Regions from separate parts of the Homo sapiens genome. Here regions 1, 2, 3, 5 and 6 are each linked to region 4. A link is an interaction called in ENCODE POLR2A ChIA-PET data of the cell type or tissue named here. Cell type or tissue: MCF 10A. All regions are shown on one strand. Region 1 overlaps BCAR3 (BCAR3 adaptor protein, NSP family member). Region 2 overlaps LOC102723480 (a long non-coding RNA gene). Region 3 holds the start of LOC102723480 (a long non-coding RNA gene). Region 4 has its middle 72 kb from the start of MIR760. Region 5 holds the start of MIR760 (microRNA 760). Region 6 overlaps BCAR3 (BCAR3 adaptor protein, NSP family member).

What was found. ChIA-PET counts read pairs that join two places held together with the same protein. Peaks named below come from ENCODE experiments on the same cell type or tissue, not always from the same donor. Only the 100,000 strongest peaks of a DNase experiment are listed, where the experiment ranks them.
Region 1: POLR2A ChIA-PET joins it to region 4 with 12 read pairs; 4 of 35 experiments call an interaction of 5 or more read pairs at or near these places.
Region 2: POLR2A ChIA-PET joins it to region 4 with 26 read pairs; 6 of 35 experiments call an interaction of 5 or more read pairs at or near these places.
Region 3: POLR2A ChIA-PET joins it to region 4 with 50 read pairs; 7 of 35 experiments call an interaction of 5 or more read pairs at or near these places.
Region 5: POLR2A ChIA-PET joins it to region 4 with 32 read pairs; 3 of 35 experiments call an interaction of 5 or more read pairs at or near these places.
Region 6: POLR2A ChIA-PET joins it to region 4 with 16 read pairs; 2 of 35 experiments call an interaction of 5 or more read pairs at or near these places.

The regions. Positions count from the first base shown.
Region 1 is chr1:93,665,261-93,669,260 of GRCh38, reverse strand. The region is part of intron 2 of BCAR3 (BCAR3 adaptor protein, NSP family member); the gene reads left to right. Among named protein-coding and RNA genes, the nearest start is that of BCAR3, 15 kb to the left of the region's middle. RefSeq lists a silencer at 2,254-2,548. In MCF 10A, no CTCF peak of the experiment used is centred here; a DNase peak (open chromatin) is centred at 2,360.
Region 2 is chr1:93,700,143-93,704,142 of GRCh38, reverse strand. It overlaps LOC102723480 (a long non-coding RNA gene), which reads right to left. Exons shown (of 4, transcript XR_947602.3): 4 at 488-4,000. It also overlaps a transcript of BCAR3 not described here. Among named protein-coding and RNA genes, the nearest start is that of BCAR3, 20 kb to the right of the region's middle. RefSeq lists enhancers at 142-221, 1,664-2,574, 1,798-2,997. In MCF 10A, no CTCF peak of the experiment used is centred here; DNase peaks (open chromatin) are centred at 1,482 and 2,282.
Region 3 is chr1:93,691,289-93,695,288 of GRCh38, reverse strand. LOC102723480 (a long non-coding RNA gene) reads right to left here and starts at 2,138. Exons shown (of 4, transcript XR_947602.3): 1 at 1,774-2,138; 2 at 1,115-1,275; 3 at 844-1,010. It also overlaps a transcript of BCAR3 not described here. RefSeq lists enhancers at 1,912-2,081, 1,091-2,290. In MCF 10A, no CTCF peak of the experiment used is centred here; DNase peaks (open chromatin) are centred at 1,038, 1,818 and 2,178.
Region 4 is chr1:93,773,141-93,777,140 of GRCh38, reverse strand. It overlaps a transcript of BCAR3 not described here. Among named protein-coding and RNA genes, the nearest start is that of MIR760, 72 kb to the left of the region's middle. In MCF 10A, no CTCF peak of the experiment used is centred here; DNase peaks (open chromatin) are centred at 230, 1,720 and 3,540.
Region 5 is chr1:93,845,718-93,849,717 of GRCh38, reverse strand. It overlaps MIR760 (microRNA 760), which reads right to left and starts at 2,886; the gene lies at 2,807-2,886. TRR-TCT1-1 (tRNA-Arg (anticodon TCT) 1-1) reads right to left here and starts at 2,145; the gene lies at 2,061-2,145. It also overlaps a transcript of BCAR3 not described here. RefSeq lists enhancers at 1,736-1,785, 2,000-2,790, 3,466-3,595 and silencers at 2,486-2,625, 2,806-3,185, 3,276-3,335. In MCF 10A, no CTCF peak of the experiment used is centred here; DNase peaks (open chromatin) are centred at 2,157, 2,457, 3,347, 3,697 and 2 weaker places.
Region 6 is chr1:93,628,078-93,632,077 of GRCh38, reverse strand. The region is part of intron 3 of BCAR3 (BCAR3 adaptor protein, NSP family member); the gene reads left to right. Among named protein-coding and RNA genes, the nearest start is that of BCAR3-AS1, 38 kb to the right of the region's middle. In MCF 10A, CTCF peaks have their summits at 284 (motif pointing left) and 2,432 (motif pointing left); a DNase peak (open chromatin) is centred at 2,407.

The DNA.
Region 1 (4,000 bases), 110 kb after region 4:
TTCCTCTTCAGAACCATTGGTTTCTGTAACTACTGCCTTCTCTTTAACAAAGCAAGATGTTCCCTCAGACACGCAAATACACCAGCCTTTAGCTCAGGGTTAATCAGAAGGATGTACGATGCGAAGGTCCACATGCAAACATCTGCAGTTTATTTATACCCAGGCATGTCTGCTGTCTGCAAATTGGAAGCTTTTTGTGTACTTTTTGGAGAAAAAAATTGGATTTTGAGTTAAAAAAAAAAATCTTGGGCCGGGTGCGGTGGCTCATTGCCTGTATTCCCAGCACTTTGGGAGGCTGAGGCAGGTGGATCACCTGAGGTCAGGAGTTCGAGACCAGCCTGGCCAACATGGTGAAACCCTGTCTCTACTAATAATACAAAAATTAGTTGGGCGTAGTGGCACATGCCTATAATCCCAGCTACTGGGGAGGCTGAGGCAGGAGAATCACTTGAACTCAGGAGGCGGAGGTTTTAGTGAGTCAAGATCACACCACTACTCTCCAGCCTGGATGACGAGAGTAGAACTCCGTCTTAGAAAAAAAAAAAGAAAAAAAAAAAAGCTTTTATTAGATTAATAGATTCTATTTAATAGAAGGTATACTTAGCATAGTGACAATGGCTTAACAGCCCAAGTTCAAGAATGTTTCTGAAAAGTAATAGTCCATGGGTTGAATTGATGTTTTTATAAGTTTAAAGTTGAGTTTTAGTAACATTTTGAAATACCCCTCGGTGTTTGAACGCAGCTGTTGCGAATGGTTTAGTGCATTCCGAGGAATGGTGAATGTCCCGGTCCCTGGTGGCCTCTGGTGTGCTGAGGACAGGAGCAGCTGGGTCAGAGGTGAGCTCAGCCCCTGCATCTTGCGCTGCTCCTGGGTTGAAGAAGCCCAGAGGGTGGGAAGTGCCTGCAGATCTACCAGCTGTCTGATGGTTGTCCTAAATCCTCTACTGACAAGGATGATTTGAACCTAAATGCCAGGATCTACGCATTCTCAGCTGTTCTGGGGCAAAAAAAAATTGTTAACAGATTGCAAACCACAACCAAGAAAATGATCAGAGAATTACACAATGCAGTCCTTGTTGAGTGGAGCTGTGTAACATCTCCTCTGGACTGCCCCCTCCTCACTCCCACCCCAGGACAGACCTGTTTTAAATCATGTTTTTTTTCAGGCCACCAGCATGCTATTTGGGAAAGGTGAGGTATTTTAGTCTTCTGGGTTTTTCACGCCCCTCAATATATGTTGAAACACCTTGTAAACAGAGGTGCTATGCAGTTATAAATTACTACTCATATTCTTATCACATGTGGATTTGCGAGCCAGCCTAGCCTGGCTAGAATACACAAGCTGGAGAAGTCTTAGTTGTAAGCTAAAGGAGTAGTTGCTGTGGTTGATTGGAAGGAGACTGTCCTCAGGGGGATTGGTCTAGGTGGCCAGACCGGCCTGAGCCACATGGCTGATATGCCCTCAGGTCATGCTTCGGAATGGTGTCACTATCCAGTCTGTCACCAAGAGGCTAGCTGTGGGATTGGATGTAGAATTTCAAGCTCTCTTCTTAGAGGCCCCAAAGACAAGCATATAGGGCCTTGTTTGAAGGACTGTGCTGTTATTTACAAGTTAGAGAGGTCTGAGAAACCTTCCCTAGTTGCCCCAGCTTTTATGCAGTGTGATCTGTCTGTAGGTCCAGTTTGCCTGTGAGTATAATCACTGAAGATAAAATAACTCCTTTTGTGAAGAGGAGAAAAAACACAAGACAGATAATCCAGAGGTTTCAGTTCATATCCTTGTTTTTGCCACTTATTAGATGTGTGAACTCTATAGCAAGTTCTAAACCATAAAGTGGGAGCGTAAATAACCCATCCGAGAAGTGCTATGAAGGTTAACTGCTCACTAAATATGAAGGCTCCACAGAATCTCAGAGCTCTGACTTTCACACTTGACCCTGGTACACCCTACTGGGAATCTGCGTTGAGCAGGTCCCATGCCTGCTCCTAGCTCCCACCTGGTCACCAGCAGTTTCTTCTTCTCCTGCTCAGCTCTGCTGGGACGCCTGGCTCAAAGCCACTGAGGCCCTTGCTGGGATGTCGACGTAGCCGTGGCTATCAAAGAAAGCCACTAGTGACCTTGACGCTGATTCCAGCAGCCTGACTTGGTAGCTTTGTGACCTTGGGTAAGTTATTTTACCTTTCTGAGTCTCCATGTCCTCAAAGGGTGACTCTAAGGATCAGATACAATCTCATGTGAGGGTGCCTAACACAGAACCTGGCATAGAGGAGGCTCAGACTGATGGATTTCCTTCCTTCCTTCCTCCTGGAAGGCTAGAGCTGGGAGGTGCCTAATCCTTTGGTGTAACCTGAGATCACGTTCAATGACGGCAGCTTCTGTGGGAGAAAGTTTCTCACATGTTGATGGAGTCTGGCTGGAATCCCTCTATCTGAGCCTGCCCTACAGCAATGAGCCTTGGCCAACACTCAACAGTTTATAGGTATAACAACTACGCAGTGCACTAAAATATCAGCATACCATCGTACTAATACACAAAACAGAGCCTGTCTTCAGTGAACGGGCCCCGAGCCTTTGCCTGATTGTTCTTGTGCTTAATATCAGTGTCTTTGCTGTTTATTCTTCGATGCGTATTTATTAGCTTGTTTTATGCCAGGCATTGTGCTAGATGCCAGGTACCTAGTGAAGCACGAAATAGATGTATCCCCTGTCCTTAGGGAGTTCTCAGTTTAGGGGGCATTCAGGCAAATGCATCATTAAGTACGTAACTACAAAATGAGGAGGTACAAGGAAGATACAACATCAGAGGACCCCAAGTTACTTAGACTGGTGGAGAGAAGGCCTCTCTGGCATGGGAATTTGAAGATTTGATATAAAAAGAGAATATATTTCAGTAATAATTTTTATGTAACCGTGTTGAAATAATGTCTTTGAAATAGTAGGTTAAATAAAGGATTAAAATTAACTTCAGCTATTTTTTAAATTGACTATCAGAAAATTTAAAATTACCCATGTGGCTCACGTTGTGTTTTTATTGGCTAGCACTGGTCTAGATTTGGGTAAGGACTTCAGATTTTCTCTGTAGGGCAAAAGGAAATCTACCTTTAAAGGATTTTAAGCAAGGGAATGGCACGATCAGTTTTTAGAAGATTGCTTTGTCTCCCTGTGGAGGAGGATTGATGGAGAAGAGGATGAGGAGGGAAGGCAGGAGGTGGTTGTAAAAGTACAGGGAGCAGGTGGGGTTCTGCACTAGCGTGGTGGTAGAGGAGAGAAGTCTGTGGATTCGAGATATAGTTTGCAGGTACAGTCTGCCATATCTGCTGAGGTTTGGATATGGTGGGGTGGGGGAGAGGTATAGTCAAGCATGGCTCAGGCAGCTGGGTATATGGGATAGGGCATTTGCTGAGATAGGGAAGCTTGGGAGAGGACCAAGGCTTTATTTGTTTGGTTGATTGCATTTTCTTAGGGAAGGGGGTTATGGTAGATTGCTGAGAATCAGGACTTCTGTTTGGGGTTTGCTAAGTTTGAGATGCATGCATGTCTAAGTGGAGGTGTTAAACAGACAGGCGGTTGGAATTATGAGCCTGGAGCTCTGCAAAAAAGGTCTGGCCTGAAAGGTATAAAGTTAGGAGTCTGCACAGAAGTGAAATTAAAGCCATGGAAATGGATGCCATCGTCAAAGGAGAGATCTAGAGCTCTATGTAAAGAGTAAAGGGAAGGAACCCTAAGAACGACCTCAGAGGAATCCCAGCACAGTTTGTTCCAGGGAGTCAGCAGAGGAGGCCGAGTGCAGAGAAATAAGATAGGATATGGATAGATAGGATCTGGATAGGGTTGGTGTTCAAAAGAAGATTTTTTTTTTTTTGATGATAGAATTCAATAGGAGACTATCTTGCCATTTAAACTAAAGCATATTTTATCCACTACTTGATTTTTTTAAATAAGGCAGACATGTTTTCAGGGCCACCCTCCCTGGGGTCTGTGTCAGCAGCATGGTGATTA
Region 2 (4,000 bases), 73 kb after region 4:
TCTCTGACCACCTATTCCAAATCAGTCCTAAGTCTCTCACTAGCCCTGTGCTGCCCTATGGCAATTTCTGTGATGATGGAAATGTCCTATATACCACTAACCACTAGCCACATTGGCTATTCAGCACCTGAAATGTGGCTAGTGTGAATAACTGAATGTTTAATTTCACTTAATTTTAATTCATTTAGACTTAAATGTAAATAACCACATGTGGCTCCTGTATTAGATAGTCTGGCTGTAGCCATTACCTGACTCGTGCACTCGTCACTCCCTGGACTTGTCTTGCTGATTCATTTGTCTGTTGTTTGTCATTTGTCTGCCTCCCCCAACCAGACAGTAAGGTCAACAGAAGTGGCAGAGGGCCTTATGCACCTTGCTCACCGCTGTATCTCCCTGTGCCTAGGAGAATATCTGGGTCTTTGTGGGGCTCAATAATATTGTTGGATAAATAAATGAATGGGCATATAGAAGCACTCTGTAAACCAAATTACATAATATAAATGTAGTATATTATCATTATATGTGTATATAATTTGAAAGCCTGCAGGGTTATCTCTTTTTTTTTTTTTTCTTTTTAAGAGACAGGGTTTTGCTCTGTCACAGGCTGGAGTGTGGTGGCAAGATTATAGCTTGCTGCAGCCTCAAACTCCTAGGCTCAAGCAATCCGCTGGCCTTAGCCTCCCGAGTAGGTAGGACTACAGGAGTGTACCACGACACCTGCTAATTTTTTAAATAGAGACAGAGTCTTGCTTTGTTTCCCAGGCTGGTCTTGAACTCCTGCTTCAAGCATCCTTCTGCTTCAGCCTCCCAAAGTACTGGGATTACAGGTGTGAGCCACTGTGCCTGGCTGTGTTTCACTTTTTAAAAATCCCTAATACACACACAGCTGATCGTTAAATGTCAATAATTTTTAAAAGTTGTTTTCCTGTTTGGAGTGCATTTTTTATGTCTTCAAGTGAGACCCCTCACCACACAGGTAGTATATATGATAAGCAGTCCCTCTGGAAACCTAAGGAGGGCCTGGCCTGATCACAGTTCCAATTCCAGGCAACTTCTGAGCAGCTGTCTTTGAGTTAAGTAAAGCAGGACACACCTGTGAGCTCTTCTGCCTAGCACAGGCCGCGGTGGCCAGCCTTGGACCACAGAGGGCAGGCTCTCTTTGCTGGTCCCTGGGCTGTTCATCTGCTGCCCAGAGATCACTGTTCCAGGCTTGATCAGGATCAGGATCAGGTCTGAAGCCTCTGACATGCGTGGGCAGCTGCCATTCTATCATGAAAACATGAGTTTTCCTAAGGGGATTGCAGTATTCTGGAAATTAAAAACAAGGTAGGAGCAAGTCGTCTCCTTCCTGTGGGAGTAGCTGAAGCTCAGTTCTGAAATACAATGCCTGGCACTCCTGGGAGGGCTGGGACCTGGCCTGTTCCATGCCACTGGGCGGTGTGCGGTTTCCAAAGAGGGCTGGGGCTGTTATCTGACCTCCTGTCTTAATGAAGTGCTTTGGCTTCATGTCTGCCTCTGAGAGAGCTCTGTGACTGGAGCAGCAGAGTCAAATCGAAGACAGGGGACATCCCCCCAACCCCCATCCCCACCCCCACCTGGGCCTGAGCCCAGGAACTCCATGAGCACAGACTCACTGCCACTTCCATTGCTCAAAACCAGCTGCAGGGTCTGGGAACCAGGCTCAACTTGCTGTGCCAGGCCAGCCTGGACCTCCTCTGACCTGGGCCTGAGCTGATAAGTTGGGGGAACAGTCAGGAGACAGTTGGGCTGAGGTTGTTTTTAAGACTCCTCTGTGGCCCATGTGCTTGGATTTCTTGTCAAAACTCTCCCTCCTGACCTGCCTAACTTGCCCCTCCCCGCCATGCCTAGGCACACATTTTCTTCCCATAATATCAGACCTGATTCTCAGAATGGGTACAGGGCGTATTCATGGGGGCGCAGCTTCAGGAAGGGGCCTGCTGCAATGGCGTGCTGTGCTTGGGGGCATGAAGTGTGCAGGGGTAGGTATGCTGGCCCTGAGACTTTCCCCCGTGAGAATTTCATTGCCACAGCGCCAGTGGGTGGATCGATAGCTTTAGGAAGGTGAGGTTTCTTTTGTGGAGAAAGCACCAGGAACACTGTGTCCACCCCCAACCCCACCCCAAGCCACAGGCTCCTGGATGGCCTGGGTTCTTCCACTACACTCACTCAGCCCTTCTCTATGTGGTGCCCATGCCTGGAGCACAGCCCAGTCCCACCCTGCCCCTGAGGGTGGCTCACATGTTCTTAAGGCAGGTACCAGGAGGATGACTGGCCACTCAGGGATGCAGGAAGTGGCTTTTCTGCATGGCCTGCCTGGTGAGTCACCTGGAGAATGCTGGGCCCAGTTCAGTCCTCCCAGTCCCACAAGGCCTGTAGATACCAAAAATGGAGACAGAATCATCCTTGGAGAGAGGCCCAGGGGCAGGCCTGGGAAGCAGGCAGAGTGGGGACAAAGAGGGCCACCACATAAAACAGGCCCCTGTGGGCCTGCCCAGCCCCTCATCACACACGGTGGTTGGTCTGTGCAGTGTCTCTTTTGTCCCAGTGGCTTCATTTTGTTTCCACTTTTTATAAATGCTTGCTAATTCGGCTTCATCTTTTTCAAAATAATAATATGTCATTGTGAAGAGATGTCCCCTGCCAGGCATCTTTAGGGCTTTTCTCAGGGCCCAACAGACCGATGCACATGAGGGCATCAATGCCCTCCCCCAGCCTGGTGAACCCTGACTTCCATTCCAATGGAAGACACGTGGGGTGGCCGGTCTCTGCCCCTCTCGAAGGCACGTTTTGGGTTGGAAGGAGGCCTTGGGCCCCCTAAGGCAAGCTCAATAAGGGAACCAGTGACAGCGGAGAACTCAGCCACACAGCTCCCTTCAAGGCAAGTGGGGACCTCACGATGACCGCTGTGGTTATTCAGTGCCTGCGTGTGGCAGGCCCTGTGCTCCATGCTCCTTTGACATCATTGGGTCTAATTCTCAAGGGCCAGTCCAAGAGGCAAATATTCTCATTACGCCCATTTTACAGTGGGGAAACAGGAGCAGAGAGGTGAAGGAATTTGCCCAAGGTCACACAGCTTCAAGCAGCAGAGCCACTGCTCAAAACCCAGGTTTGGCTGCCCCGAAGGCTGTGCTTTTAACAGCACACCATCTGCCTCCCACCTGGTGAGGTCCGCTGAGGGTGCCCACATGCCTGCCCTGCGCTAGGTCCTGAGGGGACGGCAGACGCCTGTGGGCAGAGCCTACCCTCCGCAGTAGCTCAGAGCAATCTGCTTCCCTCCCCAAAAGGCCTGAGTCAAAACCCTCTCCACTGATGAAATGTTTCTTCCTGTGGAATTCCGCTGAAAGACAGCTCCCGACTGTGTCCATTTGTTCTCCACAGGAGAATCCTGTAGGGGAAAGATTATCAAAATATTTGCCGGCCTTGCAGGGAGTATTCAGAGTCGTTGCCGGAGTGCTACTAGATGTGTGAGGTGCTGCTGTTCCTCCTGGCTTCTGTTTGTATCCATCTGCCAAGGAGGGGAGAGGGGCAGAATCTCTGTTTAACCTATAGGTGGAAGCTATAGTTAGCATTCTATGAGCCCATCGGGGATGCTCAGGTACAGTGCAGATGTCTGCCAGTGGCATGTCCAAATAAATAGGCATTTAAGGATTTCCTAGGCCAGGCGCAGTGGCTCATGCCTGTAATCCTAGCACTTTGAAAGGCTGAGGCAGGCAGATCTCTTGAGCTCAGGAGTTTGAGACTATCTCTACAAAATTATAAAAATTAGCCAGGTGTAGGGGTGTGCCCCTGTGGTCCCAGCTACTCAGGAGGCTGAGGTGGGAGGATGGCTTGAGCTCAGGAGGAGGAGGCTGCAGTGAGCCAAGATTACACCACTGCACTCCAACGTGGGCAACAAGGCTAGACCCTGTCTCAAAAGAAAAAAAAAGAATTTTCTAGTTTAAAGCATTAGGGGGGATCTAAACTTTGAACTGGGTGAAGT
Region 3 (4,000 bases), 82 kb after region 4:
CAGGGTTGTGGGGTTTCTCTGAAGATTTCAGAGAAGATGGAATGAATTAATCTGAGCGTTCCTGAGTAAGTACAACAGAAGGATATGGGTCCAGACTGACAACAAACTGGCTCATGTGATTAACCATGGGTGGGCAGGGAAGGAAGAAGGAAGCCCAGGAGGGGCCTGATAGACCAGAATGATGTCGATGCATGACAGGATTATGCTCAAGGGCCAGGTGCCAGGGAACAGGAATGTGGGAGGGCGAGGGGAATGTGGGCAGAAAGAGGCTATTGGCCTGACGATGTCAGGGGAGGAGCAGTCCCAGGGAATAACAAGGCCCAGGTGGGCCAGAGTGTAGGCTGAGGTGGAGCACAGGTGAAGGTGATCAGAGTTGGGAGGTCATTTTACTTTGAGGCTGGAGCATTGGAGGTGCTGTCACAGGACAGGAGTGGGTGGCTTTGAGGACCCCAGCCATTTCCAGGGTGAATTAGGAACAGTGTTTGGTGGATTACAACAGGAGGAGTGTGGTTTGGGGTCTCCCAAATGTGTTTGATCATAAGGACACATGGGCTCTTGTTAAACATTGGCTGCCAGGTCTCACTTGGATCTCTCCAATTCAGACCTCTGGGACAGGAGCCAGGGGATGTGCATGATTCTGATGATCAGGTGACTTTAATGATCAGGAAAGTTGGAGAAGGTTGATATTAAGAAGGCATAGGCCTCCAAGTATGGAGAAGGGGACTATAGAGAAGAATGGATGAGAGGTTTGGAAAAGAAAGGGGTAGGGAGAAGAAAGAGGAAGGGACCAGGAGAGCCATGGAGAGTGGAGTGGAGGAGAGAATTCATGCCCAGAGGACTCACATTTTGGATGCTGAGAAAGAATGATGTGATGTGAAGCACTCTGGAGTCATGACTGGGCTCAGTCACAGTAGCCGGGATCCCACGGTGGCTGGGAGGGCGTCAGTCCCTGGAAAGTCTCCTCTTTTTGTCCCTTGATGATTCATGCAGGGCATTTCAGGATCCCGGAGCTGGCACCAGATTGACATGGAAGTGGAGTTGCCAGCCAACAGTGTGATGTGATTTCCACGTGCCAGGGGAGCTCCCCACCCTGTGCTCTGTGAGCATCCCTTACCGGAAGTTCCACCAGGAGCTGGGCAAGGCTGAAGCTACCAGGTGTGGAGGGAATGACGTGGGCTTTAGAATCCTGGTCAGATCTGTATTCTCATCCTCTGATACTTTTTAGACATGCAACCTTGGGCAACTTAGCCTCTCTTTGCACCTCAATCTCCTCATCTATAAAATAGGGATAATAATACCTGCCTCAAAGAGCTGTCGTGAGGATTAAGTGGGCAAAGCACACAGAGTGCCAAGAGTAGGTGCTCAGGGGCTCAAGCAAGAGGCAGAGCCTTGGTGGTGGAGACCACTATCAGCTCCACTCCACACTGAGAGCCCAGAGCAGATGGGAGATGGACAGTGGGATAGGAGCACAAGAGGTGAGCGTCCCTGGAGCTACTTTCGAGTTTCTGCCCCCTACTAGTCACCAAAATCACAGCAGTCCGTGTTTACAGAGGCATCTTACCTGTCCTCTATTTTTACTGTGTTACCAAGGTGGTAACAGTATAATATTATTTTTGTATAAAGTGTTTTAAAGGACCACCTGATCTGTTGTCCCCAGCACCTTGCACTTTGGGGGACGCTATGTGTTCATCATCAATATATTCTGAAATAAGAAACAGAAACCAGAAATTTAATCATCCAGTACCCAGTCCACAAGAAAGGCCAATGACTCACTTCAGAATATGCGAGGATTGTTCACTCATTTCCTTCCATGTGGCGTGTTTGTCACTGCCTGGTCATGCTGTGAGGAAGAGCTGCTCTCACCTTCATGTTCATGAACCTGAGACAGACGAGGTCACATGGAGATCACTCAAGGGGTTCTTTCTTCCTGGAAATGCTGACAACTGAGAAGTTTGCCTCTCACAGCTGTATGAAAGGTTTTGTGAGGAAGAGGTTAGGGCAGCACCAGGGGTTAGCCCCCCAAAGTGCTATTCCCTAAGCCTAGTACAGGAAAAAGAAATTTCCCCTGTACTGGGTAGAAGGATGACTGCTGGCTTGCTCCCTTGCAGGAGGGTTGTTGAGTTGGAGCAGTGCCTCTCACACAGGTCACTGGGAGGCTTGTTAAAATGTGGGTTCTGAGTCAGTGCCTTAGGGTGGGGCTGAGATTCGGCATTTATGGCAAACCCCGGGCACTGGAGAGGCAGCTGCTCCACAGCCCCAGGACGGCGCTAGGACACACCTGTGAACCTTCAATGTGGGTTCCTGCCATGGGGAAAATTCAAGTGTATGTAGAGGCTTGACTGTGGTTCCTGACCTGCTTGAGACCCCCACACACTCTGACCCTATGTCTGAAACTCTGTTCAAAAGTCCAAATCTCAAATATCTATGGAATGCCTAGCAAGTGCCAGGCACTGGGCTAAGTTTACCTAACCCAGCTTGCTTGCTTCTCTTAAGATTCACTGTGCCATTCCACACCACGCTCAAGCAATCAACCCCAAACTCTCCCACTCACTCTGAGGAACAAGGGTTCACACTGGGAGATGAAGTGGGCAGTGGAGTCAGGGAGGCCAGTTTAGGGAGCTCCACATCCCAGCTCTGTGAACTTGGCTGGTTACTCTGCCTTTTTGTGCTTTCATTTTCTCGTCTATAAAAAGGGCTTAATAACCCCCACCTCTCTAGGTTGCTGAAAGGATTAACTCAGATGATGCACACAAAGTTCTTAGCCCTGGGCTGGTAAGCATAGCTTTTATGATTCATATTTAGTTTGTGTTTCCCCCATCAGAACCTTTGGTGCTCTCTCCCTCTTTGCAGACACCTAGGCCAATTCTTGTGTGTCTCCTTATGCTTGACTGTGTTACTATCTGGAAATTATTCTTACCATTTGGAAACCTCAGTACTGTCGACAGCACCATTAAAAGCAGTTCCAAATGGTTACCACACAAGAGGAGGCAAAAGCAGTGCCCCACAGCAGCTGTGTGTGCACTGGGGAGGGGGGTTCCTGTGAGGAAGGAACCAGAGAGGAAAGGGCCAAACTGACAGCCTCTTGCAGCCCTCCAGCTTGCTGTGCCAGCTGCTCTTGCACTGGATGCCGAGCTGTGCGGCGAGCACTTCATTCCTAATGATGCAGTGTCAGTTATAAATCACTTATTTAAAAATCAAACTGGCCAACCCTAGATTGTCTTTATCATAGCACCACTTTCACTCACTTGCATTCCAAAGGAATTTTAGAAACATTATTTAACTTTTCATCATGGCATTTTTCAACCATATGCAAAAGTAGAGAGAATAGTGTAACCAAGTCCAGCTTTAAGAGTTGTCCACATTTTAGCAGCAAAAGGTCTCTTGAGTGAAAGAGAATGGTGTGGGATCGTACACCCCTGCCACTCACGTGGGAGTGAATTGTACATATTCATGTCTTATTAGAAAAAAGGCTGAGAACTCTTGGTCTTTCCTGTCCATTTCCATTTGCATTTTTTTTTTCCTGGAAAATGGGATAATGACCCTTACTTTGCAGGGATTGACTGAGCCTGAAAAATGGGCTGCTGGTCAGAGCCTCACAGATGCACATTCCTTCCTGGGCTCTGCCTGCCCCTTCTGCTCCTGGGTGGAAAATGAGGAAGGAACAGGCACAAGCAGGAGGCTGCTGAGCTGGGAGCAAGGACCAAGGCTCTAATCTGGCCCCTCCCACCACCCACTGGCAACCACCTGCCTGCCAAGGCCGCCTGTCTCTTGCAGGGTGGATTGTGTCCTGCTTTGTAGAATGATAACTCCTGTAAAAATAAGCACCTTAAACAGCCGAGAGAAAGGGACAGTAATCTGACCCCAGGCTGTGTGTACCCCACAGGGAAGGGGTGTGTCTGTCATACTTGCCCCTGCTTCGATTTAGCTCTGAAGTGCAGGGGAGACCATTTTTCCCACTCAGCAACAGCAGCCTGTGAAGTAATGGGAGGCTGTTCCCCAG
Region 4 (4,000 bases):
ATTCTTCCTTTTGTTTGCCAGCAAGCAATCCTCAGCATTCCTCTGCTTGTAGAACCATCACTCCCTTCTCTGCCTCCATGGTCACATGGCTGTCTTCTCCCTGTGTCTATCTGTGTTCAAATTGTCCTCTTATAAGGACTGAATCAAGGCCCACCCTAATCCAGTATGACCTCATTTTAACCTGATTCCATCTGTAAGAACCCTGTTTCCAAATGAGGTCACGATCACAGGCACAGCGTTGGTGGGTAAATGTTCAACATATCCTTTTGGGGAACATAGTTCAACCCGTAATAATCATCAAGGGCAGCCTAGATCACAAATAGGAAGACATAAGACTTTATTTTCTGGCAGAGCATACCACCTATTGGCAAAGAATTAGACATAAATCAGAGTAAGTCTAGATCTACCTACCAATTTACAGGAAGTAGAGAGTACAAAAAGGCATGTTAAAAAATACCACAGGCAGTAGAATCAGCAAGATCCAGAATGTGGGAAACTCTACAGGACTAATAACTTGGTTTCTTCAACAAATAAATTGCAAGGAAATTCCAGGAGAGAGCTCTGTAAATTATAATAAAATGGACATAATAGACGTAACAACCAAATACAATATATAGATTTTGTTTGAAAATTTGAATACTTACTAGATATTTAATAAAATAATGGCTTATCGACAGTTTAAAAAACTTAATTATATTGTGGTAATGTTTACAAAGGGGAGAGTCTTTAACTTACAGTAGTACATTTCCGCAGATAAAATGGCATGTTTGGGGGTGGGAAGACAGTAGGGCGTGGGTTGGCTATGAAACAAAGTTAGCCAAGTTAATTAATGAAACTTGGTGGTGGGGACATGGGGGTTCATTATATTATTATCTCTGCTTCATATGCGGACATTTTCTATCCTATAAAATTAGAAAGAATTAACATGCAGTATGTTTAGTTAATGCTTCTCAGCTTGGGAAGTATCAGAACCTACCAGATACTGCTGAGGATACCTCCCTCCCTCAGCCTCATTGAGATCTTCTATTCTAGATACTTTCCTAGGAAATTGAGTTTCTCTTTTCAAACTTATTCACTGCAGCTTGATTGCTGATGGAAACCTTTTGTTTGCTGGAAGCTACTGGCTAGCTGACGAGAATACTTTTCATTAGGCAAGAAAGGAATTTTTCAAAACCCCTTTTATTATAAAAGTCCTAGGTACATACAGAGTCAAAAAGAAAATTCAAAAAGTGCAGAAAAATTAAGATCACTCCTCCCCAGTTCTACTTCCTGGAGTCTTCACTGCTTCAAGTTTCTTGTGAATTGCTCCAGACATTTTTCTAAGCATATACAAAAATAAGCATGATTTGGACCTTTCTGTAAGCCTAAGTATGTTTGCAACTTCGCTTTTTTTCCACCCAGCAATATATCTTAGAGACATTTTCATAGCAGCAAATACACATCCTCCTCTTTTTTATTCCATTATGTGGAAAATCGTATTTATTTCAAATTGGTCCCTGAATGGCAGGCACTTTTTTTCCAGTGATTTCCTCTTAGAGATAATGCTGCCATGCACCTTCTTGAACACATATAGAAAATGAATTTTTTAAAAAATATGCATCTCTTAAAAAAGCCCTTCCTTTCAGCTCAGGACAGGAAGTGCCCTATGATATGAAGCAAGCACACAACAAACCTCCTGGACCTGTCCGCATCACACTGTGACTCACCAGCCGCGCGCGTGCTGGGCAGGTAGAGGCTGGAGCGGTCAGGAGCATGCCTGGCTCCTGGTGCCTCTCTATGGAGAGCACCTCTGTGCCTCTCTGAGAGCACTCACAGCCAAAAGTACACAGCTGCCCCCAGGCTGAGAGTGCTTGATACACCCTTGAATCCCCTCTTATATGATGCCCCAGCCCAGGAGAGATAAAAGCATCAGCACCATGAGATTCACCTGCCTCTGGTCGTTAGGTAAGTTCACAGGCACTAGCGTTGAAAGATTCTAGGACTGAGGGATGTTAAACTCAATTAAATTTACCTGGACGCAGCAATTGCTTAGCTGGTGGTGTGTCCAAGTTAAGAAACTAAAATGCTAATGTGTAGCACCAGTGCCTCTGATGGCTTAGTGGCTTCTCTGAAAGTGGGTAACCAGAGTAAGATTTTATTTTAGCTTACTTTTTAGCTTACTCTATTTTGTTTAAAAATGTGGTTTGTGTTTAATCCTCTGGAAGTCCTCTGTGTCAGCATGGCTTTTCTTTCCTGCTGTGTGGGACTTTATACAAGACATCTCTTGCCAGATTTTGGAATTCCCTGGCAAGGAAGAGAGGCAATTTGAGTAACCTGGCCACAGACAAATACATTTCACTTCAGCAAAGCTTTTCAGATGTCATTGAAGATGTGTGAGAAACCAGATAGAAAGCTATAGAAAATGCTCTTTGAAAAAGTATTCCCTCATTGACTGCTTAGTGAAGCTCTTGCCATACGATCTCCTGAATGGGATAGATAACTTCAGGTCGTTGCTTTGCCAAGGAGAGGTTTGTTAGACCATAGGGACAGGGCTTGGGTGATGGTCAACTGTCTCAGTACAGGCTATGTGGGGCCTCCTTTACAGCTTCAACAATAAGTATCAAGGCTAGGGTCAAAATGTACATAGTTTGGTTTGCTTGTCTTTTTTTTTTTTTTTTGAAACAGAATCTCGCTCTGTTGATCAGGCTGGAGTGCAGTGGTCCGATCTCGGCTCACTGCAACCTCTGCCTCCTGGGTTCAAGCGATTCTCCTGCCTCAGACTCCTGAGTGGCTGGGACTACAGGTGCACGCCACCACGCCCGGCTAATTTTTGTATTTTTAGCAGAGGCAAGGTTTCACCATGTTGACCAGGATGGTCTCGATCTCCTGACCTCATCATCCACCCACCTCGGCCTCCCAAAAGTGCTGGGATTACAGGCATGAGCCACTGTGCCCTGCTGCTTGTCCTTTTTAAAATAATGCTCATGTGCCTGTTTGAAAAGTCAATGCTGGCTTACGTAGTTTCTCCCTGAAGAGTATATTTTGGAGTTACTCCTGATTGCTCTTAACTTCCTTTGTGAAATGTGGCCAATTGATAGTTATTCGAAGACAAGCATATGCTTACTTTAAAGGGACCAACAAAGTTCTTGATCATCTGACAACTTTGTTGTTTCAATAACAGCATTTGGCTTACAAATAAGGCTACTCAGAAATCACCATTTTAGTGGGACTTGAGGAGGGGATTCAAGTAGGGAATAGAGAAGGAGTTGAGTAAAAGTCCTGAGGCCAACACAAGAGATGCAGGATGAGCTGGCTAGAAGGAGAAGGCTGTTCTGTTTTTTATTTTTAAAAAAAGGAGCATTAATATAAAGAAAACATAAGAAAAAAAGAGCTAATGGAGGTGTGGTGGCTGGGGTGGGGGAATGGACTAACCTAAGAGGTCCTGGTCAGGCTGGGACAGAGCTTTGGACACAGTTCACTGCTGATTCCCAGCACCATGTGGAAATCCAGTCCTATACTTTATAGGCACTGGGCACTAGCTGATTGTGCAACTGGAACCTGGTCTAAGACTTTCATGAGCAGGGTCCAATCACCAGGTTTCATGGGGCTATGGAAATAAATCCTGACCAGAGATCAAGTGGATTAGGACCCAGGAGACAGGCACTGATTCTTAGGAAATCATCCAGGGAAGCTTTCTGTCTGCCCCCCTCCCCTTCCCACCTGCACAGGGGTGTCCCATTTCCTGTCCAGTCTCCCTAAACAGCATTTATGTTCTGAACTAGTTCAGCTCCATAGAGAAGCTTTTGTTAAGCATTCATTAGCTTGTAAGATTTTTTTTTCACCTATGAAATTCTCTCAAGTCTTTTGACATTGTCAAGTGCCACAATGATTGGTTTGAACAACTGTGACTTTCAGCTGCCTGAAGACTTGTAATGCCATCCCTGTGGATTGTAGATTCAAACGCAGGCATCTTTTAGTCAACAGGAGGAAACATGAGAAAGGGACGTAGGGTCCTCTCTCC
Region 5 (4,000 bases), 73 kb before region 4:
CCAGATGAAGCAAAGATAAACAAAACCATAAAAATAAAGCCATTAAAGAAATAACTTAATAATCTGAGTGTATTATGGCCCCAAACCTAGAAGCCATAAAAGACTGATAAATCCAAATACATGAATCATGAATTTCTGTAAGACAGAAAAACAAAACAAAATACCATAAACAAAGTCAAACGACAAAAAGACTGAAAAAGAATAAGTGTAACATATATCACAAAGGGCTGTTTTCCATCATACCACAGAAAAATGAACACAACTCAAGAACAGATAAATCACAGGAAAAAAATTACAAATTATTCTCTGTATGGAAAGGTACTCATCTTGATTCATAATAAAAGACACAGTCCAGGCGTAGTAGCTCCTGTCTGTCATCCCAGCACTTAGGGAGGCCAAGATGGGAGGATTTCTTGAGTCCAGGAGTTCAAGACCAGCCTAGACAACATAGAGTGACCCCCATCTCTACAAAAAATTTTAAAATTAGCCGGGTGTGTTGGCATGTGCCTGTACTTCCAACTATTTGGGAGGCTGAGGTGGAAGCACTGCTTGAGCCCAGGACGTTGAGGGTGCAATGAGCTGTGATAGTGCCACTGCACTCCAGTCTGGGCAACAGAACAAGACCCTGTCTCAAATAATAATAATAATAATATAAATACAAATTTTAAAAAATCAATATAAGAGACGAATTAAAATCACAGCTAGAAACCACCTTTTGTGAGTTGTGGGGAAACAGGCACTCTCACACATTGCTAAGGAGAGAAAAATGGATACAATCTCTATGGGGCAATTTGCCAATATATATTAAAAAATGTACAGATTAAGAACGCACAAACCTTTGAACCAGCAATTCAACTTTCTAGGAATCTATCCTACAGATAGATGTACCTGTACTTGTGTACAATAATAAAAGAACAAGGATGTTCACTGATGCATTGTTTGTAATAGGAAAATACTGGCAATCTAAATGTCCAGCTATTAGGGACTGTTAAATCATTACCATACATACGTACAATGGAACGAGGCAGCTCTACATATATTCATAAGTAAAACAAGCCAGTATAGCATACTACCATTGTGTTTTTAAAAGGATATGTATCAATAACATTGTTATTTACGACATATTTATGACAAAAGATGTTAAAAATGCTGATATGGGCATAAAATAAATCTGAAAATATTTCCAAGAAACCATTACCACTAATGGCTTGTGGAGAGAATTGCAAGGCTGGACTATAGGAATAACATGGATGTTTACTTTTCCCTGTATCTTTTTTGACAATTTTGGATTTTGTATCTTTTGTGTGAATTACCTTTCATTGTTGTTTTACGAGTTTTAAGATTCCATTCATTCCTGGATTTATTTGCTAACCTTGTACAAAGTTAACAGTTGTCAGAAAAAGATATAGTAATTCCTGTCTTGAGGAGCTGATGGGCACTGGGCCTAGGACCTCTTTGCACTGGAATAATGGGGGAGGGGAGCGGGTGACCTTATCAGAAATGCAGATTCCTGGGCCCCACCCCAGACGGACCGAATTAAGAGTCCCAGAGTGACGGCAGAAATCTCCATTTTTGACGGGCTCCCGCTGGGATTCGGGTGTCTGCTCATCTGGAAGCCTCCATGCTGGAGAGGTAGTCAGCACAGCGCACGCAGGGCGTAGGCGTGTTTTCTCGTCCCTCCCTCGCAACCACAGTCCCGCTCAAGGCGTGGGGGTGTCACCCGAGACCCGGGCCTCCCCTGCACTTTCCTTTAGGCCGAAACCGCGAGCCTTCGCTTCAGTGTCGCTTTTCCTTCGCCGCCGCCGCCGCCGCCGCCGCCGCTCTTCTCAGGACCTACATCGACTGCCCAGTCGGCTGAGCTGGGCCCTGGGCCACCGAGGCCCGGGGAGCTGAGGGGCTCGGGACCCTGCGAGCCGCTTAAGAAAGGACCGCAAGAACCGAATGCAGTGAACTGCGAGAGCAGGGAATGAGAGAGAAGTTAAACCGTTTAGCAAAAAAAAAAAATAAGAGACATGATGGAGGCAGAAAATAAATTGTAGGGGGGAGGGAAAAAAGCGTTACGACTCCGCCGGGACTCGAACCCGGAACCTTTGAATGCCTTCAGCCTCTAGAAGTCCAATGCGCTATCCATTGCGCCACGGAGCCACCTGTTGGAGTCTCAGCGCATCTGCTATGTTAAGCCAGAGGCGACGGCCCCGCGCTCTTCCGACCGCGCCTCCCGTCGTCAGTGTCACCGAGACCCAGCCGCCGCGCTCAGGGCACTGCCATCCGCCTCAAACGCCAGCCGCAGGCTCTCGGTCTCCCCGCAGTGGTCGCCCCTCAACAAGGTCGGCGACCCAGTTGAGCCAAGGGCGGCCGCAGTCCGACGGTCCCACCTGGTCGGTGTGAGGGCAGCCGCAACCCGGTCCCCTTCACGGTCCGGGCCCAGCCGTACGAATCACAGTCGCGCTTTTCCCTCCCCGGCTCCCTTCCTGCCCCAAGCGCCCCGCCTACCAGGTCTCTCCGGCGGCCGCTCCAGCCCGGCCGGGACCCCAGAGTTGCAGGCCCAGGCCAGCCGTTGCACCGTTAAGCCGGGCCGGTGACGCCGGGCCTTTACGTCGCGCCTGTGAGCGGCCGAGGCCGAGCGGCCTCCCCTCGGGCTGCGAGACGTAAGCGGCGACCCCTCTCGGGCCTGGGCTCTTCCCTCGCGCCCGGCCGCCGCGCCCGACCCAGCCGCGGCTGGACCTGCGCGCGAGCGCCGCCGCGCGACGTCTGTGTGCGTGCTTGTGCGTGTTTATTTGCGCGGGGTTCGAAAAACGGGGTTTGGGTTGCATTTCGCTCCCCACAGACCCAGAGCCGAATTTCTGAGGTATCCGGGCTCTGGTGGACTGAGGGGGGCGACGCGCCCCGCGCCGCAGCATCCTCCGAGAGCTCGTCTTGCCGCCAGCACCTGCCTCCAAGGACGCCGCGCAGCTGCCCCGAGCCCGCGCGCCCGGGGCCCGCGACTGCGTGGGCGGAAGCCGGGAGGGTGTCAGCACGCGTGGGAGCGCTGGGAGCATGCGTATGCGGGTGCATGTGGTCGGAGGGCGCGCGCTCGAGCGCGGCCGCGGGGTTTCCTGGTGGCTGCGAGCGGTGGGGACGGCAGCGGGCCTGGCGCCGCTGCCCAGAAGGGTGCGGTCGCCACGAATCTGAGAGGCGGCTGGGTGGGGGCCGGCAGGTTTCCAGTGCCCGCAGTGATCCCCATCCGCAAGACCCCGAAGCCCTTTGAAATAGACGGTCAAAGCCGCGTGGTTGCTCTGCGACTGCAGCGGCGAGACCGAACGCCCGGCCCCCGTTCCTATTAGCTCACAGCAGTCCCGGCCCCGCCTACGGAGGATTCGCAGGGCGGCCGCTGGGCGCGCTTTCTCGGCTCGGCCACAGCCCGTTTCTGCACCAAACCCGCCAGCCGCGGCCCACCCTGTGCTTCACCCATACCCGCCCCTGCCCAGCATCGCCAGGCCTCAAATGCAGAATAGTCTCTGGCAGAGTTCAAAGAGGGAAAGGGAAGTCCTGGGAAGAGTCCAGTGTGGTAGGGATTTTACAGTCTTACTTAACCCCAAGACGAAGCTATGGGGCGGGTACATACACACCACCGTCCCCTTTATAATATAAAGAAGGGAAACTGCAGCTAAGAGAGGTTAAAAAACTCGTGTAGGGACGCCCAGCTAGTGAGCGTGGAGAACTGTGATGAATCATATTTTGTTATGTTTGCAAACTAACACGTTAGCTTTCACGGTTTCATGAATGCTGACAGAACACACCAGACTTCTGAGTCAGAGATAAAAGACTATTACAACAAAAGCAATAGCCAGAGTATCACCATTTTTGAGTTGGCTCCCTGGACCCCAGTTCTCACAGGAACGAAGCACACGGGCCCAGATGCATGCTTACACACAAGATGGGTTGCATTACAGAAGAGGAATGCTGAGCTTGGGGAACCCACCATGTTATAGTGAGCAGTAAGCAAGCCTGCTCTTTGTTC
Region 6 (4,000 bases), 150 kb after region 4:
AGCATCTCTCTGCTGCCCTGGTCGGTTCTGGCATCTTTAGCCCAGATGGATGAACAGGTGTGTGGGGGCAGCATGGGTACTTGAACCCTGACTGCTCCTGCCTGGGGCTTGCGTGGATAACTCCTCAGGCCAGACACTGCTTTGTCCATGCAGCCTGAGATGGGTTTTCTTGTGCCACAAGTCAGAGAGAAGGGACTTCTCACTGGGCCTCCTGAACTTGATGGTTTGAGATAAGGTCAAACCCTGGAGCTGCCCTCTGGAGGTGCTGAAAGGAACATGGTCTGGCCAGTGAGAGGAATAAGACCAGATTTACATTCTGTGTGAATTTGTATTCTGTGCTGCAGGCATCAGCCTTGAAGCTGAGGCACCATCCTCCCTAACTCGAGGAAGGATTCTTCTGAGATCCCGAACTGTAGGGATGACTGAGAGACTCAAAAACTAACAGGCAGGCAAGAATTGAAACTGTGGCTTCTGACGGGACTCAGCTCCATATTGGACTTCGAATCTGGTGTGGCCTGTCCACCTCTAACCTCATCTCCTGCCACCCCAATAGTCACTGTCCTCTGCCACCCTGGCTTTCCCTAGTGTCTCTGGGGCTTTGCCTTCCCATTGGCCTGGAAGGTTCTGAGGCAGAATAGCTGAGAGGTTTGGAGTGAGTGCTAGGACACTGCTGTGGGTTGAATTGTGTCCCCCAAAAGCGATATGTTGAAGTCTTAACCCCCAGTAACTGTGAATGGTGACCTTATTGGGAAATAGGGTCATTGCAGATATAATCAAATTAAGATGAGGTCATATTTGACAAGGATGGGCCCTAATCCACTGACTGGTGTCCTTATAAGAAGAAGATTTGGACCAGACACAGGTGTAGAGGGAGAAGGCCATGTGAGGACAGATAGAGACTGGGGGATGAGTCTGCAAGCCGAGGAGTGCTAGCAACCACCAGAGGTGAGGAAGAGGCAAGGCAGGCTCCTCCCTGCAACCTTTGGAGCCATTGTGGCCCTCCGGATACTTTATATAGGATTTTTAGCCTCCAGAGCTGTGAGACAATAGAAACATTTCTATTTTAAAGTAGCCAAGTTTGTGGTAATTGGTCTTGGCAGTCCTGGAAACTAATACAAATCCAGAGCCCGGTTTTAGCCGTTTCTTGGTTGTATGACCTTGGGCAAGTTACTGAAGTTCTCTGGAGCTCAATTTCCTTAACAGTAAATGGGAAGATCGGGGATTAAACAGTGAATACATGTGAAGTTCTTAGTTCTTAGCACAGTGCCCCACATGTACTTAGCACTCAGTAAATACCAGCTATATGGCTGGTTCATTTGACACATTTCACTGCCTCAGAACAGCCTTCCCTGACATCCGTACTAAAAGCAGTCCCCAAGTCACTATCTCATTACTCTGTATATTATCCTCATTTGTCCCAAATTTTATTTATTTTATTTTTTTTGAAACAAGGTCTGGCTTTGTCACCCAGGCTGGAGTGCAGTGGCGCAATCTCAGCTCACTGTAATTTCTGCCTCCCAGGCTCAAGCCATCCTCCCACTTCAGCCTCATGAGTAGCTGGGTCTACAGGCATGCACCATCACACCTGGCTGATTTTTGTATTTTTTTTTTTTTTTAGAGACCTGGTTTCACCATCATGTTGGCCAGGCTGGTCTCAAACTTGTGAGCTCAAGTGATTCGCCTGCCTTGGCCTCCCAAAGTGCTGAGATTACAGGTTTGAGCCACCACACCCGGCCTTATTTGTTTACTTTTAAAAATAAGACTTCTCACTAGCATGTGAGTCCTGAGGACAAAGACCCTTCTTTTGTTTAGTGAGTGAGCACCCACACCAGATGCACAAGGGCGTTTATTTTAATTTTTAATTTTTGTGAGTACAGAGTAGGTGTATATGAGATATTTTGATACAGGCATACAATGTGTAATAATCACATCAGGGTAAATGGGGCATCCATCACCATTTATCCTTTGAGTTACAAACAATCCAATTGTACTCTTCAGTTATTTTAAAATGTACACACACTGGGCACTTAAATTTAGGGAAGGGGGAATGAGGTTGTTCTAAAAATTTTATATTTTGCAAAGCAGGTAATGCTGATGTCTCTAAAATTTTTCCAGAAATCCTTCGGTGTTTTTATTGCAAAACAGCAAAGAGGTTCCCGCACCTAACCTCAGTCTACCTTCTCTTGCCCACCTGGTACAGGATAAAAACTGTGGGGTTGCTGTTGTCACCTTAAATACTCACATATTTGGGCAGAGATATACACTGTTTTTAAAAGTGTAGTTCTGGCAACTTCTATGACTTAGACCTATCTACTCTTTGGGAGATCTTGTTAACTATAGGGAGTCAGTAACTTCAACACCAAAACGAGAGGCCTGGATTGCTAGCTTTAGAATCATTTGCTGTTAAGCTCTGCCCTCTAGTGCTCATCAGTGTCACAACAGTTCAGCATTTGGCTACAATTCGGTTTCTAAATATTCTAAGAGCTTTTAATATTAAATGTAATAGCATGTCAGGACTTGTATTCAACTTCAGAAAGAAGAGCTGTGTTTACAATACATGAAAATGCAGATTTAAATTGTCAAGGAATTTTATTATTAGAATTAATTGTCAATGTTCTTGAATGAAGAGCTCTAAAATGCTATGATACTGTATGTAGATTTTGAGATAGGAGGTTTGCATTTGGCCCAAAGTGTTACCTCCGGTAACCAAGAAGTTTCCTGGGAACAACTTGTATTTGAATTGTGATTTGGTATCTGAAAAAACATCTCGGCTTGGCAGGAAGGATGCTGGTATTGGGTAAGGCAGAAGACTCCATGCCTGGGAGACAGCGTGTGCCCAGGCTGACTGGAGCAGGAGAGAACAGTGGGAGGAGCCTTGGGAGAAGCAGTAGGTGCTCCATGTTGCTTGAATGGGAAAAGAGATTCCGAGAAGAAGATCACGTTAAGAAATGAGTTTGGGAGGAATTTTATTTATTGCCAAACTGTCTAACTACATATAACTTTGCAACTTGCTTTTTTCATTGGACATCATTCCATATTAAACGTATGGGCCTCCCTCCTTCTTTCGAATGGGTACCCAGTATTCCATTGTATGAAATACAGTTATAGTTAACTAGTTGCCTACTGACATTTGGGTTTTGCTAATGTTCTGTTAGAAACAATTTTGTGGTTAGTACATAGTCATTTAGTAAGTATTTGTTGAGTCTCTTCCCTGTGCTGGTCACTGTTCCAGGGGCTGAGGATACAGCAGTGAACAAAACAATATCCCTGCCCCTGTGGAGCTTTTACTCTGGGGGTGGAGGACTGGAAAGACAATAAGAAAGACAGTCAAGTCAATCCTGTTAGCTGACGATGAGTGCTTAGCAGAAAAGATGCATCAGGGAAAGCAGCTATGAAAGTTGGAGTAAGGGGACATTAAATTTTAGATAGGGTGACCAGGGAAGGGCCTCACCAAGAAGGTGACTTTTGAGTGGAAATACAAGTCAACTGTAATGTCTAAGGGGAAGAAGAAGGGCAAGGCTTTGAAGCCAGGGTCCGCCTCTTCCATGGAGGAACGAGGAGGCCAGAGGCTGGAGCTGGTGAAAGCAGCTGGTGTTAGAGTGGCAGAAGGTGATGTGCGAGGGATTGTGTGTCAGAGTAAAGACTTCAATTTTTTCTGGAATGAGATGGGAGGCATCTCAGGTTCACTTTGGCTTCTGTGTTGCTGCTAGACTGCAGGGGACAGGGGCAGAAGCAGGGAGACCAGTGAGGAGGCTACTGTGATTGTCCAGATGAGAGATGATGGTAGTTTGGACCTGTGAGAGCAGGGGAGGTGGTAAATAAGGGGGTTCTAGGAATGTAACGTGAAGGCAGAGCCATCAGCACTTCCTGATGGATTGGACATGAGGTGGGAGAAGAGAGGAGCCATGCTTGACACTGGTAGGATGGTGCTGTTGTCAGTGGAGGTGGCTTGGTGTGCGTTAGTGTAAGAATTTTCAGAAGATAAAAATCTAGGAGTAGA